Linked DNA regions of Mus musculus: regions 1, 2 and 4 are each linked to region 3. Evidence: chromatin loops called from intact Hi-C (ENCODE). Cell type or tissue: heart. All regions are shown on one strand. Region 1 overlaps Hecw2 (HECT, C2 and WW domain containing E3 ubiquitin protein ligase 2). Region 2 holds the start of Ccdc150 (coiled-coil domain containing 150). Region 3 overlaps Hecw2 (HECT, C2 and WW domain containing E3 ubiquitin protein ligase 2). Region 4 holds the start of Hecw2 (HECT, C2 and WW domain containing E3 ubiquitin protein ligase 2).

What was found. Hi-C counts contacts between places; a loop is a spot of excess contacts. Peaks named below come from ENCODE experiments on the same cell type or tissue, not always from the same donor. Only the 100,000 strongest peaks of a DNase experiment are listed, where the experiment ranks them.
Region 1: a loop joins it to region 3, with 2.2 times the contacts of the local background. A loop is called at or near these places in 2 of 42 quality-filtered maps.
Region 2: a loop joins it to region 3, with 2.5 times the contacts of the local background. A loop is called at or near these places in 3 of 42 quality-filtered maps.
Region 4: it touches region 3 in a loop (12-fold over the local background); 8 of 42 quality-filtered maps call a loop at or near these places.

Annotation. Positions count from the first base shown.
Region 1 is chr1:53,976,530-53,981,529 of GRCm38, reverse strand. The region is part of intron 2 of Hecw2 (HECT, C2 and WW domain containing E3 ubiquitin protein ligase 2); the gene reads left to right. Among named protein-coding and RNA genes, the nearest start is that of Mir7681, 130 kb to the right of the region's middle. In heart, no CTCF peak of the experiment used is centred here; a DNase peak (open chromatin) is centred at 2,909; H3K4me3 peaks cover 1,756 bases; H3K27ac peaks cover 1,674 bases.
Region 2 is chr1:54,247,678-54,252,677 of GRCm38, reverse strand. It overlaps Ccdc150 (coiled-coil domain containing 150), which reads right to left and starts at 1,995. Exons shown (of 28, transcript NM_030025.2): 1 at 1,793-1,995. The coding sequence starts at 1,849. It overlaps Gm51622 (a long non-coding RNA gene), which reads left to right and starts at 2,065. Exons shown (of 3, transcript XR_003947818.1): 1 at 2,065-2,389. It overlaps Gm25829 (a small nuclear RNA gene), which reads left to right and starts at 3,470; the gene lies at 3,470-3,576. In heart, a CTCF peak has its summit at 1,916; a DNase peak (open chromatin) is centred at 1,997; H3K4me3 peaks cover 1,564 bases; H3K27ac peaks cover 1,324 bases.
Region 3 is chr1:54,036,273-54,041,272 of GRCm38, reverse strand. It overlaps Hecw2 (HECT, C2 and WW domain containing E3 ubiquitin protein ligase 2), which reads left to right. Exons shown (of 29, transcript NM_001001883.3): 2 at 746-1,072. The coding sequence starts at 781. Among named protein-coding and RNA genes, the nearest start is that of Hecw2, 160 kb to the left of the region's middle. In heart, a CTCF peak has its summit at 1,986 (motif pointing left); no DNase peak of the experiment used is centred here.
Region 4 is chr1:54,191,752-54,196,751 of GRCm38, reverse strand. It overlaps Hecw2 (HECT, C2 and WW domain containing E3 ubiquitin protein ligase 2), which reads left to right and starts at 1,718. Exons shown (of 29, transcript NM_001001883.3): 1 at 1,718-1,776. In heart, a CTCF peak has its summit at 2,333; DNase peaks (open chromatin) are centred at 1,621 and 2,381; H3K4me3 peaks cover 1,931 bases; H3K27ac peaks cover 1,511 bases.

The sequences.
Region 1 (5,000 bases), 60 kb after region 3:
GTGGGCTTTCCAGCACCAGAACTCGCATAGCTCAGTGGATCATTAGAGCATCCAGGAAGTGGGTGTTAGGGTCACAGGAACAACACAGAAGAAAATGCAGTTGCCAGCTGTAAGGGAGAGCTGACACCCCATCTACCTCCTTCCACAGGAAACTCACCACAACACTAGGACATTTCACCTTGTTTACCTGCAGGCGTTGGAAAGGTTTTATAGTCTTAGATTGCATTCAGCAAGTACTTAGTAATTGCAGGGTGTGATACAGATGGGCTCATAGCTTCACAGAGCACTTTTCTATTTAAAATACTAATGAGTCTGAATTGGGTATTCCCCCTCAAACTCTTTTGAGTATAAGACAAGGGGGCTGAAGAGATGGCTCAGTGGTTAAGAGCACTGACTACTCTTCCAGAATTCCTGAGTTCAATTCTCAGCAATCACGTGGTGGCTCACAGCCATCTATAGTGCGATCTGATGACCTCTTCTCATCTGTCTAAAGACAGTGACAGTGTATTCACATACATAAAATGAATACATAAATCTTAAAAAAAAAAGAGGCAAGGGTACAAGCTGTATATTTTTATTTTTGAAATTTTCTGCCTTTCCTCCATCCAGCCTTTCCCATGTACTCTCTCAAAATCATGGTCCACTTCTTTAATTATTCTCTCTCTCTCTCTGTCTCTCTGTCTCTGTCTCTCTCTCTCTCTGTCTCTCTCTCATTGTGTGTGTGTATTCCTAAATACAAAACTATAGTCTGCTCAGTCTGTATATGTTACATGTATGTATCTCTCTCTCTCTCTCTCTCTCTGTCTCTCTCTCATTGTGTGTGTGTGTGTGTGTGTGTGTGTGTATTCCTAAATACAAAACTATAGTCTGCTAAGTCTGTATATGCTACATGTATGTATTTTTCGGGGCTGGCCATTTGGTACTGGGTGACCAGTTGGTGTGCTCTGGGGACAACCATTTCTCCTGCTCTCAGCATTCCTCAATTGTTTGTAGTTTTTTGTCTACCATTGAGGTTCCATGGGTACTGTGGAGGCAGCCATGTTGGTGAGACCTCACATGTGTAGCTTCTGCTATTTCCAGGAGATGAGCTCTGACATCACACTTCCTATCTTCTGGCTCCTGCTATCTTTCTGCCTCTTCTGAAATAATTCCTGAGGCTTAGGTTGGGGGTGGGGGGGTTGGGCTGCAGATCAGTTGGGGCTGGACAACACACGGTCACTTCCTCTCTGCATTTTAATCAGTTGTGGTTTTCTGTGATATCTGTCTGCTATAAGGAAATTTTTCTTTGATGAAGGGTGAGATCTATACTTATCTGTTGATATAAAGATAATTATTTAGAGTTAAGAATTATTTTTGGTTAATAAAGTGGGTTCTCCTTCTTTATCCAAGGCTAGCTTTGGGTAGTTGGCTAGGTTTCCAGGACCAGACATGATTTTCTTCTTGTTGAGTGTCCCTTCCAGTTAGAAGAGCTATTGATTACTGCCAAGGTATATGCACCAGTATGACAACCTTTGGGCTATCATGTCTTGCAAATCATTGCTTTAGTTCATAGGGATCTTAGATAGGTAGGATGCCTGGTTGCTTCCCTTTCTTGAGTGTTTTCATGCTGCCTTCTGGTATCACAAAAGCTAGTCTTCAGGTGGGAGGCTTTCAGGTCAGATCCATCTAGGCTCTCCAGGTTTTGTGTATGAAATCCATGGTGGTGTCAGCCTCTGGGAGGCAACTGAGTATAACAGAAACAGCCTGTACTGTTTTGGCAGACTCTTGGAAATCCTGATGAACAACTCAAAACAGAGCTTCTCACACCTTTTTGTGTTTTGTTGTTTGGTTGGTTTTTAATTGTTGTTGTTGTTAAATAGTCTATGGCTCTTGAGTTGGAGCATTGTCAGCTCAGATGGGAATACAGATACACACACAACAGAAAGAGAGAGAGAGTGTGTGTGTGTCTGGAAAGAGAGACCCATCTATACCACTCCTCTCATCATATGCCCAAAGGACTGGACATCCTACTCCACAGACGCTTGCTCAGGCCATGTTCATTGCTGCTCTATTCACAACAGCTAGGAAATGCAAACAAACTGAAGGTCCTTCAACTGATGAATAGTTAATGAAAATGTGGAGCATATACACCCTGGGGTAATATTCAGCTATAAAGAAAAATGAAATTGTCAGGTAAATGGATGAACCTAGAAGAGATCATGTTGAGAGAGGTAGTCCTGACCCAGAGAGCTCCAAATCTTCAGATGTGAATACATAACCTGGAGTAACTATGGAAACCAGGAAAGCAGAATGAAGTCATAGGAGGGGGAGTGATAGAGACAATAGTAGTGTTGAAGTGATTTGATGGGGGGAATGGGGCCTTTAGTTAGGGAGGGGAGAAGGAGATTAATACAGAAGAGAGGAGAGGGTAAAATAACAGGAAGAATGTCTAGAGAGTTATAAGGAATTATTTTATTTTCTATCTACTTAAATTACATATAGTACATATAAATCTGATACTAGCTATACTTATTATTGTAGCCATTTATTCATTAAAAGTAAGGTCAGAAGATAACTTCTGAATTGATGACTGTTTGGAGACTTTCATTAAAGCTATATATTGTTTGCAAAGGCTCTAGTCCTTTTTAATAATTTGAGGTGATAAGTCTACAGATTCCTCACTGGACTGATGTGGCTGCTCCCAGTCCATTCACTAGCTTCAGGGAAGGCCATAGCTGATAAATGGGAGTGGTGTACTAGAGATTCCAGAGAGCAGCTTCTCTGTCCAGACTCTATCAGACTGTGTGTGTGTGTGTGTGTGTGTGTGTGTGTGTGTGTGTATAACTCATTCCTTGGAATTCTCCCATGGAAAAGCAAAGGAAGGAAGCCGAGGGGAGGATGGGGCGATTACATCCTGTACCCTTTCCAGGGAGTGGCCACATCTGCCTCAGCAGAAGGGACATAATGGGATGTGTTTTTTCACTTAGGATGCCTGGGCAGTAACAAGACTTGATGTGTGGCCAGGGCAGCTCAGTGTTGTTCTCAGCTGGACAGGACTGTTCTGTATAGGTCACCTCTAGTTCTACCTAGTATTTCATTTCTAGAACATCCGAGGAGCAGGGAGAGGCAGAGCATCAGCCAAGTGGACTTGGCAGGCCCCCAGGAACACCTGAGGACTCCGGGCCTGCTGTGGCCTTGGTTCTGGCTGCCGCTGTGACGAAGCTGCCAAGGGTCTAGGCCAGGTGCATGCTTTTAAGCAGAATGTGACATATCCCTCTTGCTGCTTCCTGCGCCGGGATCGAGCTGATGGATTCTTCCTAGCAAAGACACAGAGGAACTCTTGGGGACTCTTAAAGGTAAGGTACAGGAAAAGTCTGGACTCCTACTTGACTTCCTTGTCCAAGTGTAGGTTTGTGCCTCTCTGTGCCTCTCTCTGAGAAGTTCTTCAGTGTAGTCCTCTCCATTGGTTACCAGTGGTGACTAGTGAGCTGTGTGCTGTGTTTGCCATATTTAGTACTTGACAGCATGGTGCAGGAGACCAGTGCAGGGATTAAGACAGGAAACTTCTGTAGGAAACAGGAAGTCCCCTTGTTGACTTTTTGAAGCCCCCACCACCACTCCCCCACCAGCCCCGTTTGAGTGGATTGCTTCACTGTGTGTGGTAAGTACAGCTTCTCTCTCCAGGAATATTTTTTTAAAGTGCTGAGACTCTGAGCCTAAAGCAGGTTAGATTATCTGCCCCTGGAGAAAGTTACTTATTGATTATTATTTTTTTTGTGTGAAATTTGAAGCTTTTCTTTCAGGGCATGAGGTGCTAAAGCATGTTTCTCTTCAAAGGAAGCAGTCTGTGGACGAGCTGTGGAGACGTGTCCCAGAGACCATGATGTAACAATGATATTAAAATTAAAAACAAAAGGGGGTTATCCATGGGTGACACAAGGCGACAGGGACACCGAGACACAGAGATAGATAGATAGACAGGATTTTATGTATTCCAGCTGACCTTGAAGTTCCAATAGCCAAGGATGACCTTGAACTTATTATCTTCCTGCCTCTACCTTCTGAGTGCCGGGCTTACAGATATGCGACACTGTGCAAAATTTATGACGTTCTAGGAATCAATCCTTGGGTTTATGTGATAGGCAAGCACTCTTCAACTGACTTCTGCTCCCAGCTCTGGAAAGGTTTTTGTTGTTGTTGTTGTTTTGGTTTGGTTTGGTTTGGTTTGGTTTTGGTTTTTAAAAATACGATAAAGAAGGGTTTTGTAATCAAAACCCATTATTGTCATTCGTCTTGTACACGTGCTGCTGAAAAATTTGTTCTGCGTTCCTTGTGTAGAGAGAAGAGGGCACCTCTGTGTGGTTCTAATAGAACTAGACTAAGGTGCATTAAGCATTGAGTGACTTCCATTCCAGAACCAGGCAGGTCTACAGAGCTATGTGCCTTGTGGCAGTTTCTACTTGCTATACAGTATTCTTACATACAAGCACATGTGCCAGATGTGCAGCCTTGTGGCAAGTGTTGGTTAAGAAAGAAGAGTTTGGGGCTGAGGAGAAGCTCAGTCAGTAACGTGCTTGGCACGGAAGCATGGGGACCTGAGTTGAGATCCCCAGAACTTGTGTAAGATGTTGGGATCAGCAGCACATGACGGTAACCGCAGTGGTGGGCGGGCAGGAGGATCCCTGGAGCTCACAGCTCAGCCATTCTAGCCCATTGGTGAGTGTGGCAGTGTGTGCTTCTAACTCCAGTGCTGGATCAACAGACTGGGACAGTCCTTGGGTCTCAGTAGGCAGCTAGCCTAGCCTGAGTGGTGAGCTCCAGGCCAAGGAGAGACCTTGTCTCAGTCATTGTGAGGATGGCGCCTGATGTTGTCCTCTGGCTTCCAGATGCATATATCCAAACACATGAGAAAACACACACACACACACAGAGAGAGAGAGAGAGAGAGAGAGAGAGAGAGAGAGAGAGAGGGGACACACACCACAAATTGAAATAAAAAAACTAAAATGTGAAAACATGGA
Region 2 (5,000 bases), 210 kb before region 3:
AGAATAGTTTTTTTTTTTTCTTCTATTTCTCTGAAGAGTGAGATGAGGGTTTTGGTTGGGATTTCATTGAATCTGTAAATCGCTTTCTGAAAAATGGTCATTTATGTGGAAAAAAAAATGCCACAAAATGGCCCAGTTTGGTGGTTTCATGATGCCATAGCTTATGCAGGCCAAATTGGTAAGCTCCAGGCTTAGTGAGAGGTCCTATCTCAAAATAATGTAAGGAGTGTTCAGGAAAGACCTGCATGTAGACGCAAACAAATAGACACAAAGACATATACACCTATGCATACGAGTGCACACACACACACACAGAGGGGAAGAGAAAGGAAGAAAAGGGAAGAGGGAAAAAAATGGGGGGGGGGGGAGGTCAGGGGAGGGAAAGGGAGAATGAGAAAGCTATGCTTCTGAGTCAAAAAGTAAAGACAGAAGACAAGCCTGTCCACGGGAGTGCACGAGGAGTTACCCAGGTCGCTGGAGTAAGGCCTCTCCAGAGACCAGTGTTAAGGGCAAATTTTTGGCTGGTGTCAGAACCAGAAAAAGGGAGAAAGGAGGCAGCAAAAGAAAAAAGCTGCCTTTCTGGGATCTCAAAAAACACACAAGCTTACCAGGAAGGGTCTGCTAAGGAAGGAATACATAAATGCATCTCATTACGGTTTATTTATTTACTTATTTTAGGTTTGAGGCAGGGTCTTGTGTAGCTCAAGCTTCCCTCAAACTCGATGTGAGGATGACTTTAAACTTCTCCTCAGGTCTCTACCTCCCAAGGCTAGAATTACAGGCACACACTACCAAATGGTCTTGGCAGGCACTCCGCTGTGCAATAACCCAGGTTCCTCCCATCTTAGGTCTTGTATGTTCCTTTCTACCTTCTGGCTTCAGTTCTCTCTCTTCAGATGACAAAATAGAATTTAGTCCTATGCAGGTGAAGTGCCTGCTTGTCTTCATCAAACCATGGACCAAGTCGTGTGCAAAAGGGGTTATTGGCATTAATCGTACTATGGCATTTGTAGCATAGACTGAGAGACACCACATTTGTATTCATGTCTCTAAAGGGTTTCTAGATATCTGCTGTCAGCATCAGAATGGATCTTACTGTCGCGGAGCATGCAATTTCTGTCGGAGGAAGGAAACGGGTGTGTGTTATGTCCCAAATGGTGCCTGGAAAGCAGCTAGTTTAAAATAGCCCTTTATTTGTCCCTGTGTATAATTCCCTAGCACGGGGGAAGTCCACAAACCAACCAACCAACCAACCAACAAAACCCCAAGAATCTGTGTTTGACCCACGTTGATTCACGTAGGGTTACAATCCTTTTGTTGGTGTTGTTGAGCCTAGCATAGTATCTTGGCTGTTGTGGGTGCCAAACACGACAATACTTAACAAACATCTATCTCCGCTCAAGCAAGAAACAGTGTACAAATACAAATGGAGACGCCTCACGTCCAGGAAGCAAACCAGGGAGGATAACAAGTGGCAGAAAACCATGCCTTAATGTTGAAAAAGCCTTCGCCAGGAACCTTCAACTAACTGTATACCTAAATGGGGAACAGCAACTAAAGTAGAGGTCTCAGCGGCTGGCCACCCTTCTGCAGCTGTGGTCCAACCAAGGCCAACTTAACCTGGCTTGTTTTCACAGCCAGGCAGGGTGCTGAAGCAAGGTAAACCGAGGCTCTAGAGGTCTCCAGGGCCGGACTGGACTCGGGCTGGGAGGGAAAGGAACCTTGTTCTGAGGCGTGGTCTCTCCCCCTAAGCCGCCCACCTCAGTTTCCTGTGTGGGCCCGGCAGCCTCACCCCTGATTCATCCAACAGCCCGTAGCTCGGTCCTCCAGGCAGCAAGTTTGTTTCCATGGAACTAAAACAGCTCTTTAAACCAACCCGCTCGCCAGCAGGGTTGCTCCGGCACGCAGGCGCACCCGAGGTGAGGCATGCCGGGAAGTGTAGTTTTCCCGGCCCAGCAGGGCCCTCCACTTGGGGAGGGACCCTGGCCGGAATCCCTCAGTGCTCCGGGAAACGCGAGACCACGTGACCCGGATGACGCCAAACTCCATTGTGTTTCCAGCAGAGCACGCTGGGAAACGTAGTTGCTGCCCTCTCCTCGATTGGGTCGGCTTTGCCCTAATTACTAGGCGCACCCTGCAGGAAGCAAGAAGAGGCCAAGATCAGATGTTTTCAGTTGTTGGAGAACCAGAGGACCAAATAACGTATGAACTATGAGAAACTAACAAATATTTTGTTAATGAACACAAGAATGTAAAAAAAATCAGCTCGTTCTTGTCAAAAGAATCCACTCGGTCCTCTTTCATAACGATCAGGTAGAGAGTAAGCCACGCAGACGCTACTCTCTAGTCTTCTGTCTCTTCAGCGTAGATTTTGATTCCTTGTTGACAGGTAAACGAAGCCGGTGGAAAGGGAGGAAGGAAGGGAAAGAAGGGAAAAGCCGGGGAAGGAGAAAAAAGGTGTCATGTTTTTCAGTTTTGCCTTAAAAGTGTTTACACTTCGTGAAAACCCTCCTATAGTTAAGAACGTGGTATTCAACTTCACCTGAGTTTCAGGACACAGGACCAAATGATTGGTACCCCACACAGGGCAATCAAAGCTCTTCCTTCTGGCTGAGGGAATAAACCTGATAAACCTAGTCTGAGAGTTGAGTCTGAGAGTTGTCACTTCGCAGGTGTCTTGACAGAAATGCTATTCTGATTCTTTTGGTGACTGGGGCCTCCTGAGCAGGGGGGAGGATACCTGCCCATTGAGCCACAGCTGTTAAGACATTCATAAGACTGTGAATGACCCATGAAAAGAAATGCCTTTGTTCAAAAACAACTTTAAACATAAAAATGAAAACGCATTAGTGCAAAAAAAAAAAAAAAAAAAAAAAAAGCTGGTAATTTTCAGTGTATATATGATTTCACTTCCATTCAACAAGATTTTTCTGTAGAACAGATGAAGGACACATGTATGCACTCCCCAGAAAAGCCTCAGGCTTTGGTGAGATGAGAAAATTCACAAGCTCACGTCTCCCGATTAGGCAGTAGTCAGAGAGTTAAACTGAATTAAGTCGGTGCCTTTCACTTCTTGTGTCCATCACCTGGCAAGTAAGAATTTAGGTCAAACAATTGCAAAGTTGGAGAAATGGATTTAAAATTTTCAATATTGATAATAAATTTATCAGCTAGAGATTCGGTTTCTCTTTAATTGAAAATTCATCACATTCAACATCTAATTTTGTGGTTGGTTTGGGTGGATATTTTTGTTTATTTGTTTGTTGGGTTTTTACTTTTTGAGAGTCATGTTAATATAGTCTAGGTTGGCCTTGAACTCAAGAAAATTCTCCTGTTTCAACCTCCTGAATGATAGTTTCAAACATATATTGCCATACTCTGCTTCTAATGTTGTCTTTGAAGAGACTAGACACACTTTATTTTTTTTGATCTCCCTCCAAATTTTCAACTAATTTTAAAATGTTGACTTGTGCTCGCTTCGGCAGCACATATACTAAAATTGGAACGATACAGAGAAGATTAGCATGGCCCCTGCGCAAGGATGACACGCAAATTCGTGAAGCGTTCCATATTTTTAATAATCAGAACAACAAATGCACTAAATAAAGATAGAATACTAAAAGCAGTAAGGGGAAAAGGTCAAGTAACATATAAAGGCAAGCCTATCAGAATTACACCAGATTTTTCACCAGAGACTATGAAAGCCAGAAGAGCCTGGGCAGATGTTATACAGACACTAAGAGAACACAAATTCCAGCCCAGGCTACTATACTCAGCCAAACTCTCAATTACCATAGATGGAGAAACCAAAGTATTCCACAACAAAACCAAATTCACACATTATCTCTCCACGAATCCAGCCCTTCAAAGGATAATAACAGAAAAAAACCAATACAAGAACGGGAACAACGCCCTAGAAAAAACAAGGTGGAAGGTAATTCCTCAACAAACCTAAAAGAAGACAGCCACAAGAACAGAATGCCAACTTTAACAACAAAAATAACAGGAAGAAACAATTACTTTTCCTTAATATCTCTTAACATCAATGGTCTCAACTCCCCAATAAAAAGACATAGACTAACAAACTGGCTACACAAACAAGACCCAACATTTTGCTGCTTACAGGAGACACATCTCAGAGAAAAAGATAGACACTACCTCAGAATAAAAGGCTGGAAAACAATTTTCCAAGCAAATAGTATGAAGAAACAAGCTGGAGTAGCCATCCTAATATCTGATAAGATTGACTTCCAACCCAAAGTCATCAAAAAAGACAAAAAGGGGCACTTCGTTCTCATCAAAGGTAAAATCCTCCAAGAGCAACTCTCAATTCTGAATATCTATGCTCCAAATACAAGGGCAGCCACATTCATTAAAGAAACTTTAGTAAAGCTCAAAGCACACATTGCACCTCACACAATAATAGTGGGAGACTTCAACACACCACTTTCACCAATGGACAGATCATGGAAACAGAAACTAAACAGGGACACACTGAAACTAACAGAAGTGATGAAACAAATAGATCTGACAGATATCTACAGAACATTTTATCCTAAAACAAAAGGATATACCTTCTTCTCAGCACCTCATGGTACCTTCTCCAAAATTGACCACATAATAGGTCACAAAACAGGCCTCAACAGATTCAAAAACATTGAAATTGTCCCATGTATCCTATCAGACCACCATGCACTAAGGCTGATCTTCAATAACAAAAAAAATAACAGAAAGCCTACACTCACGTGGAAACTGAACAACACTCTTCTCAATGATACCTTGGTCAAGGAAGGAATAAAGAAAGAAATTAAAGACTTTTTAGAGTTTAATGAAAATGAAGCCACAACGTACCCAAACCTTTGGGACACAATGAAAGCATTTCTAAGAGGGAAACTCATAGCTCTGAGTGCCTCCAAGAAAAAACGGGAGAGAGCACATACTAGCAGCTTGACAACACATCTAAAAGCTCTAGAAAAAAAGGAAGCAAATTCACCCAAGAG
Region 3 (5,000 bases):
ACGTGAGTCATGCCACCGAGTCTCTGGGTTAAAGATGCTCGCCTTTCCTCGTCGATATGGATCCCAATGCCACTGTAGACACTGTGACATAGTGACAACAAATGAGAATCGCTGCTTTTGTGAAAGCTTTGTTTGTATTAGGGGGAATGGACAAGGGCTAGGTGAGTGATCATATGGCAAATCGGACTTTACAGAGAAACATAAAGACTTACTTCCAGGATGTTGCCATTCTGGATATAATGCCCCCTCCTCTGTATTTAAGTGCAGGGGCCACATTTGCGCAAGCTCTTGAAGATGTTGCCAGTGAGCTACGCTCCTCATGGCAGGGGAAGTGAAGCAGTGAGCAGTACATCAGTAGCGTTCATTGTCTGCATTTAGCATGTATCTTACTGGTTGAAAATTTAGTTACGTGTGGGATAGAAAGGGGGCAGAGGGTGGTGGGATATGTAGGAAGGCATGGATCTAAGAGGGATGCTAGAAAAGTCCCTCCTTTTCACTTTCTTGGAAAAGCTGTGCTAAGAGAAACCAGGGGCCAGAGGTGTATGACAGCCTGGCCATCTTGTGATCTCTGTCCTAGACGTTATTTCTGATATTATCAGGTGACTGTAGGATGGTGTCTTTTATTTCCACAGTAGATTATTGTATGCTGAGGCTTTAATAAAATCTCAGGCTTTATATCTGGGATGTTTAATACTAACTCCTCACCTTTTAGCACTGATGTTTTATGCTTGTCTGTCTCTTGCAGCTTTGTAGGAAAACAACCTCAGAGAGGCAGACAAGATGGCTAGCTCAGCCCGGGAGCATTTGCTTTTTGTGCGGCGTCGAAATCCACAGATGCGGTACACACTGAGCCCAGAGAACCTCCAGAGCCTGGCAGCCCAGAACTCAATGCCCGAGAACATGGCCCTACAGCGGGCCAACAGTGACACGGATCTGGTGACTTCTGAGAGCCGCTCCAGCCTGACTGCCAGCATGTACGAATACACGCTGGGGCAAGCCCAGAACCTCATTATCTTCTGGGACATTAAGGAAGAGGTTGACCCCAGCGATTGGATAGGACTCTATCACATAGGTGAGTCTGGGTGAAGACTTGCATGTGGCTCAGCATGGCTTTTAACTCTGAGATGGTAATGTTCTGTGTTTTCTGCTGCCATAAAAAGGAAGAGAAGGTTTTCATACACAAATAGACAAAGCAGATTCTGGGCACATTCTTTGTTCCTTGGGAGGAGAGGCAGCTGTTCCTTTACAAGCATCTTGTGGTTCTATTTCTACCAAACTAAATGTCAGCCCCTGTGGGCACCGCTGGATTTTCTCTTCCCTTTATTGTTGTTCTTGAGACACCGTCATGACTTGGAAAGAGGGGGTCCTTAACACCTATGAACACTGTTAAACTGATAGGAAAACAGTTTGCGTTCTCCACAGGTTGATTTCACTTAAAACAATCTGCAGCCTGGGGTATCTTTTTATGAATGGGAAATATTACCTATTTGTTTTGAGAAAACAGTCCCAGCTTTGTTTAACTATATTCAAATCTGTTATTCATATGTGAATGAATGATGAATGAAATATCCCAGAAAATACAAGTTAGTTGTTATTTCTTCTTCCTTTTTGTTTGTTTGTTTTTTGAGACAGGGTTTCTCTGTGTAGCCCTGGCTGTCCTGGAACTCACTCTGTAGACCAGGCTGGCCTCGAATTCAGAAATTCGCCTGCCTCTGCCTCCCAAGTGCTGGGATTAAAGGCATGTGCCACCACTGCCCGGCCCAATTAATCTTAAATACATTTTAAATCTAACATAATAATATAATCCAGCGTTATTCACAGTTGGATAATTTTTCTCTGAATGAAGGAAATGATTCTAAAATTGATACCTGATATTGATTTCACTGTAAGTTATGAGTCAAGCGTCTTGTTTTGGTTGCTGTGTAAGGAATAAACAAGGAGTCCTGTGTTGGCCTCCTAGGCAGGGCTCATTTTGCCCCCTAGAGGACACTTGGTGTGGAGACATTTTTGACTGCCGTTATTTTGATTTCATCTCTGTAGTGGGATGAGAACAGGGTCCTTCACAGCAGTGCATGGACAGCAGAGCTCCATCTGCCCCAGGAGTCCCCTGGTCCCACTTTGAAAAGCCTGCAAACCTGCATCCTTGCTGAACTTTTGTTAGAATGATAAGCCCACTGAAACTGGGCTTCTTTGGGGACTAAGAATTTTCTTTTGAAAAAAATATGGGTTCTGTAACTTTGGAGCTCTAAATGATTAACCATGCTGGATAGCGGGAAAAAAAATCCAGAATAGAAAAAATTTCAATGAATTAGTAACTTTTTTTCTCCCCCCTCTTATGGTAACAAAAAGAGTGGTAGGCAAAAGTCTCTAAAGTTGTTTATTTTCTTTGGGTGTATTTAACTATATAGTCAAAATGAGGAAGGCATGCAATTTAAAGTCCTTGTTCATGTTATTATGACCGTAAAAGAGCGTACAGTTTGTAGGATGTCAGTCTCCCTTTGGGCTCCATTTTTTTTTTTTTTTTACATTTTAGATATTTTAATAATAAAAAAAAACTTAAGTCTTCCTATGACATTGCAAATAAAAAATGGTGGTTTAAAATGTTTTATATGATGTTTCTTGGAAAAATAATTAATTTTTATTTTCTCGTATAAGATTAAGTTTACATATGTGAACGACAGTCTTCTAGAGTTAGGTGGGCATTAACTCGGATTATTTACTATTTTCTCATACTTTCTTATTGTTCATCCCCTCAAACTGTTACATTTTCCTGTCTAATCAGGTTAAGTAAGGAACAAAAGCACAGTGGCCATAGTTCTCATGTTTTGTGCGTTACCTGCTGAGGAAGGAGTTTGTGTCAGAGTTTCCTAAGCTAGGAAAGCAAGAGTGGGAAGTGAATCTCTTGCAAGTGTTAGCTCTTCTTCAGGAAGCTTCTATCCCTCTCACATAAATCACCATTGTTCTTTACATTTGTTTCCATCAGTGTTGACTATGACATATTTATATGCAAATTTTATTTTAGTTACATTGGCTGGAATATGTGAAGTTTATGTTAATGATTTTGATGAATTTGGGAAACTTTGCCACTTTTTCCTTCCTTCCTTCCTTCCTTCCTTCCTTCCTTCCTTCCTTCCTTCCTTCCTTCCTTCCTTCCTTTCTTTCTCTCTTTCTCTCTTTCTCTCTTTCTTTCCTTTTTTTTTGAGACAGGGTTTCTCTGTGTATTTCTGGAGCTAACTCTGTAGACCACACTAACCTCATAGAGATCTGGTTCCTCTGCCTCCTGAGTGCTGGGATCAAAGGCATGTGCCACCACTGCCTGACTTCATATTTTCTTCATGTGTGTATGTGTGTGTGTGTGTTTTAAGTATTCTTACTTTTTACTGCAACCTATATTATATTATTTCACATTGTTCTACAAGGTATTTGTGGTTTTGACCTATTTTTCATAGATCTATTTTCTCCATGATATTCACATTTCCTAGTTTCTTCTTATCCATCTTCCTCCTCCTCCTTTTCCTCCTTCACACAGACACACAGAGACATGTATGCACACATGCACGCATGCATGCACGCATGCACGCATGCATGCACACACACAGGTATTAGAAACAGGGTCTTTTGTGTCCCAAGTTGCCTGACATTGCTGTGTAGCTGAAGATGACCTTCAATTCCTGATTCTTTTCTGTTCACCTCCCTTCCCAAGTGCTGAGGTAATAGGAGTGGACCACCACACTGGCTCTATCCATCCTTAAGTTTATTAGCCTTTTCCCCCTTTTCTTTATTCCGTGTCAGTCCCACTTGGTGAATTTTAAACTTTCAGGTAGTTGACTTTTTAACTTCTAGAATTCTCATAGATCTCTGGCAGGAAATAGTAGAAAGAAGCAGTTATCTCTAACCCTTAAGGGATATGCTAACACAAACGAGGACTTAAATGAAAATGCCTAGTCAGTCTGTCACATCAGTAGCATTAAATGTAACTTATTTCTGGAGTCACAAGGCCACTGCTGTATTTGAAAAGAGGGAGGGACATCTTCTGGATATATGCCCAGGAGAGGTATTGCGGGATCCTCCGATAGTACTATGTCCAATTTTCTGAGGAACCGCCAGACTGATTTCCAAAGTGGTTGTACAAGCTTGCAATCCCACCAACAATGGAGGAGTGTTCCTCTTTCTCCACATCCTCAACAGCATCTGCTGTCACCTGAATTTTTGATCTTAGCTGTTCTGACTGGTGTGAGGTGGAATCTCAGGGTTGTTTTGATTTGCATTTCTCTGATGATTAAGGATGTTGAGCATTTTTTCAGGTGCTTCTCAGCCATTCGGTATTCCTCGGGTGAGAATTCTTTCTTTAGCTCTGAGCCCCATCTTTTAAGGGGGTTATTTGATTTTCTGGAGTCCACCTTCTTGAGTTCTTTATATATATTGCATATTAGTCCCCTATCTGATTTAAGATAGGTAAAGATCCTTTCCCAATCTGTTGGTGGCCTTTTTGTCTTATTGACGGTGTCTTTTGCCTTGCAGAAGCTTTGCAGTTTCATGAGGTCCCCTCTAGCTGCATATGTATCAAAAGATGGCCTAGTCGGCCATCACTGGAAAGAGATGTCCATTGGACAGGCAAACTTTATATGCCCCAGTACAGGGGAACGCCAAGGCCAAAAAGTGGGAATGGGTGGGTAGGGGAGTGGTGGGGAAGGTGTGGGGGACTTTTGGGATAGCATTGGAAATGTAATTGAGAAAAATACGTAATAAAAGAAAGAAAGAAAGAAAGAAAGAAAGAAAGAAAGAAAGAAAGAAAGAAAGAAAGAAAGAAAGAAAGAAAGAAAGAAAGAAAAAAAAAAGAGGGAGGAGCGATTTGGTGTACCTGGGTCTTCAAATGGAGTGGACAGAGGCCTGACTTTAAGCAGGGTTAGCCATTACTTTTCAAGGGTGGAAAGGCTCTTTTTCCCCTTACTTCTCAGGGAAAAGAGGTGAGCATTGGCATTCCACAAGGAAAGGGGTAA
Region 4 (5,000 bases), 160 kb before region 3:
GAAAAAGGAGATAATGTAGGGTAATGAAAGGTTAGGACACTGTCACATATGATGTTAATGGCCATGTAAGTACTGTGAGAAAGTAACCATTAAATGCTGGAGTCTTGTAAGATGGGACAAGTATTTCAATTAATAATAAAGGAAAACTTTTCAATGTTAAGCCAGTTGACTAGTTTGAGTTCTTCATCGGAATTAATGGGATAAACAAAGGCTGAGGCCCAGTCAGGGGCCTTATCAGGGGAGACCCACATTGAATGGTGGTGAACAATCAGGGTTTGGAGTCTTTTAATTTTAGTATGGTTTTACTATAAATTTTGTCATCTCTGTCACTGTGGTTTATATATTGGAAAGTTTTAGACAGTTGAGACTCCTTTCTGAGTCTAAGAAAACAAAACAACCCAGAGCATGCATAGCAACCCTCTATTTGTTTTTATACTCTTTAGTTAAAAGATAGGTTTGTGATAGTGGCTAATCAATATGGATGCTAAGTTTTGCAGGTGTGGGCTCGCTGGATCTAAACTGTACAAAGAGACCGATTCATGGCATCCCATGAGATTCCTATTATAGGTGAGACTAGCCCTAGTACTGACAATAGACACTGGAATTGGACCTTTGGTTGGATGAGGTTCATCAATGATGCCTGTGATGATACATATAGAGACAAAGACATCAGGGCTTTTTTTTTTTGTGACCCACGATAGAATGTAACTGAAGCTAATTTGAAATAAAAAGGGAGATCCTCCTTCAAGGGTCAGAGCCGTCTTCTCCATCTCAACCTTTCAAAAGTTGGCTTTTGGCAAACTGCAGAGGTCCTTGTTGCCTGGCTCTTATTTTCCAGATATAGTCATACTAGTTTCAATAGCTTTACATTTTCTGAATAGTCCCTAGAAAAGCCCCACACAAATGTCTGGACTAATAAGTTCACCTACAGCCCCTCACTGTGGTCTAGACTATGATGGCTGGTTTGTCTTGGGGTCTGCCAGGATCCAGGAACCACAAAGATTCTTTGTGGGTGAGGGAGCTATATGAACCACTGTTTCTAGAAAGGTAGAGTTGAGAAGATATAGAATACTGAACACACACTTTCAAAAAACACAGATATCAATTACTTGGGGTGAAGATGTTATTATTGTACTTCCTGCATAAATATAGTTAAGCTATAAAACTAAGTAACTCTTCCATGTTTTGATAGGCACCATCAAGTACTGTGGGGCACAGTCATATCAGCATTATACATTTCCCCCCTAAAACAAGACTAACTCAAAGATGCTTCAGAAGAAATAGACGGAAAGCACCAAGTATCTGTGCAAAATTTAGTTTTTAGTGACCTAAGTCACATGCGATTTTAATAATACATTCTTTATCTTCACCACACCCCGTGCAGGGTGACATAAGTGTTACTGTCTTGTACAGATGGGGAAATTGAGGCATGACACCCTCGATTCCCCTTTCCAATGGGATTTAGGGACAGACTTGTCTGCATGACCTCAGCGGGTCCCCTTCATCCTTCGCGACGCCTATAGGAATGCTCCTGTCCTTCGCTCCGCAGTCTAACTCGTCCTCCGCCCAGCTCCACCCGCCCAGCTCTGGAGCGCCGTCCCCAGGGAGGTCCCGTGGGCCCGGGTCTGGCCGCTTCTCCCCAGCTCTGCTCGGTCAAGCTCCCGAGTACCCGACGTGCAGGCGGCCCCCCGCCCAGCGCCCCCAGCGCGGTGCGGGCAGATGCTGCCCCGGCGTCTAGCGGACAAGGCGGCGGCGGCGGCGGCGGCGCGGCTGGAGGTGAGCGGGCCGGGGACCCGTGGCGATGCGGGGGAGGAGGTGACGGTGAAGGGACGCGGGCAGCTGGTGTGCGGCTTGCGGACGACGCCTAGAGAGCGAGCAGAACGGGCGCCTGGGGCCCCGAGCGCGGGGAGACATGGCTCCGCGCGTCCCCGCCGCCGCCGCCGCTGACTCGACACAATCGGCGGCTCGCGCGGCGTAACCGCGGGTGGGCGGCGGCACGGAGCCGCCTCGGGAGCGCCGAGGGTCGCGGCGTGTGAGCATGCCGGCTCAGAGGCGAGCCGAAGACCGCCTCTGAGACGCTCGCCGGCCCGGGGCGCAGGGTGGGCTCCGTGACGCGCGGCCGCCCGCCTTCCCCGCGGCGCGCGCTGGCGGCTCGCGGCGACTGCGGGGCGCGCTCCCGCCTCGACCGGGTCCCCACCCGCAGCCCGCCTGCCCAGGTGAGTGCGCGGCTCGCGGCCCGCGCCCGCGCCGCAGGTAGCGGGCGGTGGCTTTGTCTCGCTCCCTTGCGCCCTGGTGCGGTCATGCATTTGACATTCTGCCCCTGAAGCGCCGGGCACCAGCGCCGGACGCGCCTGCTGATTCGGTGATCCCCGGGAACTGGGACTTGGGGGCTCGCGTGAGCATCACTCGAGGGAGAGGAGGAGGCTGCGTTTGCTTTCTGTTTGGAATGTGTGGTGAGCATCCTCTGCTGGAGCTTGGGGCCTGGAGCAAACCCGGGCTGCAGATTTAGACGTAGACGTTTGGGAGGACGTGCAGCTGCAGAGGTCTGGCTCCTTATGCCTGGTCTTCTCCGTTCGCGGTGCTCAGCCGCCTTTCGTTTATTATGATTAATTTTAGGAACACCGTCACAGGCACAGTTATTTCTTTGAGAGTTGGGAGTCTTTGGAGTCAGCACAGAGAGCTCACGAGTAGAGTTATAAGGGTTCGGTCAATAATAAACTTGGAAAAGGACAGCGTCGGTGATCGTATGGACAGAGGTGGACAAGAGGCAAACTTCACCGCGGCCTTTAGCCTTTGTGGATAAGATTTCTGCTTTGCTCTGCTAGAGTCATGCAAACTCGGAGTTCTTGTATGTATGCCTTTGCCAAAGTGTAAAACTTATTTTTCCCTTTTCTTGAATAGTTTTTTTTTTTTTTTTGTTTTGGTATTTTGTCATTTAGGAAAAAAAATAGAGTAACCAGTAGTCTTTTATTAGAAATTGTAAAAATTCGGTGTATTTGTTTGCCCTGTAAATATGATTTTCTTTTTACTGTTTCTCCTATTCCCTGAAGGGCTCATTTCTTCTATTGCCTAGAGAGTCAGTCAGCCTCTGGCTCTCCCTTTCCCCTCCCCCAACAGATGGCTTTATGTGCCAAGAGGTTATCTTTAAAATGTTACTCACATTACTTACAAACAAAGCAGGCTTAGTTCTGAAGTTTGTGTGTGGAGTTATGAGAAGAAGAGGCCTAATTGGATAGGGATATTATTAATGGTGTAAAGACCTGGATCTTGCTAATCTGTTTGGTCATCAGAAGATTCCTGCAGAGATTGTTTATATAGTGTGGGACAGATGGTGTCCCTAGCAGACAAGAGAAGCCAGGCAGAAAGGGGCATTGTACTCTTTATTATTGGGAGGTGGAACAGAGTGGGTGAACGGCGAGAAAGACATAATTTCGACCTCTTAAAGGAGACGTTTGTTATACAGCAGCCTAAACCATTTCTTTCTTTTTAACGTTTAAAACCTTGTCATTGAATTGTTTGTTTTATTTCTACATCGGCTATGATAAGACAGTTTAAGCAGTCACAGCAACACAGATGCCTTTGTACGCAAAAGTATCTTACCACTTTTTGGGAAAAAAAACAGTCCCATTTCTATTGGCCCTTGCATATACTTGGCACCTCGGACTCATAATGTCTCCCAGCTGCAGGGACTTCAGTTTCATCCGCATCAGTCTGAGTTTGTTTCTTTCATATCTCCTTGGCAGGTGTTCTAGCACGGTGCCCAAACTTTCATCTATGGCTGTTCCTCTACTTCCATAGTGATTCACCTGCTCTAGACATTGGGTTTTCTATGGCCCTGTCACAGGTCAGGGTGCCTCTTGGGAGGAGGTCTTTGTTAAGCACTGTGATGTCAGTGAGGAACTTGAAATTATTTTGAACATTTGGTAATCTAGCTGTAGGTTTTCTGCTTCTATTGCTAGTGGGCATTTCATGCTCTAGATTGCAACTTGATAAAAAATTTGTTTTCTTTTGTCATGAATGTGAGGGAAAATATTGTAGTAAAGTGATATCTATCAGCCACAAGACTAAACTTAGTGATCAAGTAGAGTTTCATTAAGTTGTACAAGAGGCTTAAACTCAACTCTGAAGAACTTGGGCAGTGTGCCTTAAAGAGGAAAACATGCATTCTTACTCTTTTGAGACTTTTACACCACTGACCTTAGCAAATAAAAAGAAATCCAAGCAAGTTGTTACTGTAGTTGAGGATAGATACAATGGCTTTCCTTCTTGGAGACTGTGTTTTGTAGGAGAGATGACTTTTTGGCTCTGCCTGGTATTGAGTGTACTTGGTCATCAGTGCAATGATCTGATACTTTAAATCCTTGCTATTAGGTCTGTGTCTGACTTCTGTGTCTTCATGTGGTGGTCATTTCTGTCATGAATTACTTCTTTAAAAGAAAACATGCTTGGGGCTTGGGACTCTGGCTGGCTTGTAGTGCTCAGCAGCGAATTGCTGCCAGTTTCCTTGGAAATAGAGGAGGTGGTGGGAACCTCTGCTAGAATTGGGCAGGGGCTAGCACTGAAGTTACTTTGTTGCTAGGCATGAAGTTTAGTTGCTATTGCAGGGGTAGGGTTGCTTCTTAAGGCTCAAGAAACTGTATCAGGATGTGAAAGAGAGGTTAGAGAGGTAACCAGACTTTCTGGTTTGCCTATGATGGTGCCATTTTGTCACTGCAAACTTTTAAAAGTGTCATTATGTGATCACTCTTGAAATGAAGGAGTCTGTCTTGGTTATATTCAGCAGCCCTCTCTTGACCCCAGGTTCCACTTTCTTTTTCTCTCTGTTCTTTTCATTCTTTGTTTGAGACAGGGTCTCATTATATAGCCTAGGCTATCCTTGAATTCAAGTTCCTTTTGCTTTATCCCCCAAAATACTGGGATTACAGGTGTGAACCACCATGCCTAGCTGACACCACATTTTGAGTCTTGCTCAATGACATTTAATTCTTTTATTTCTTATA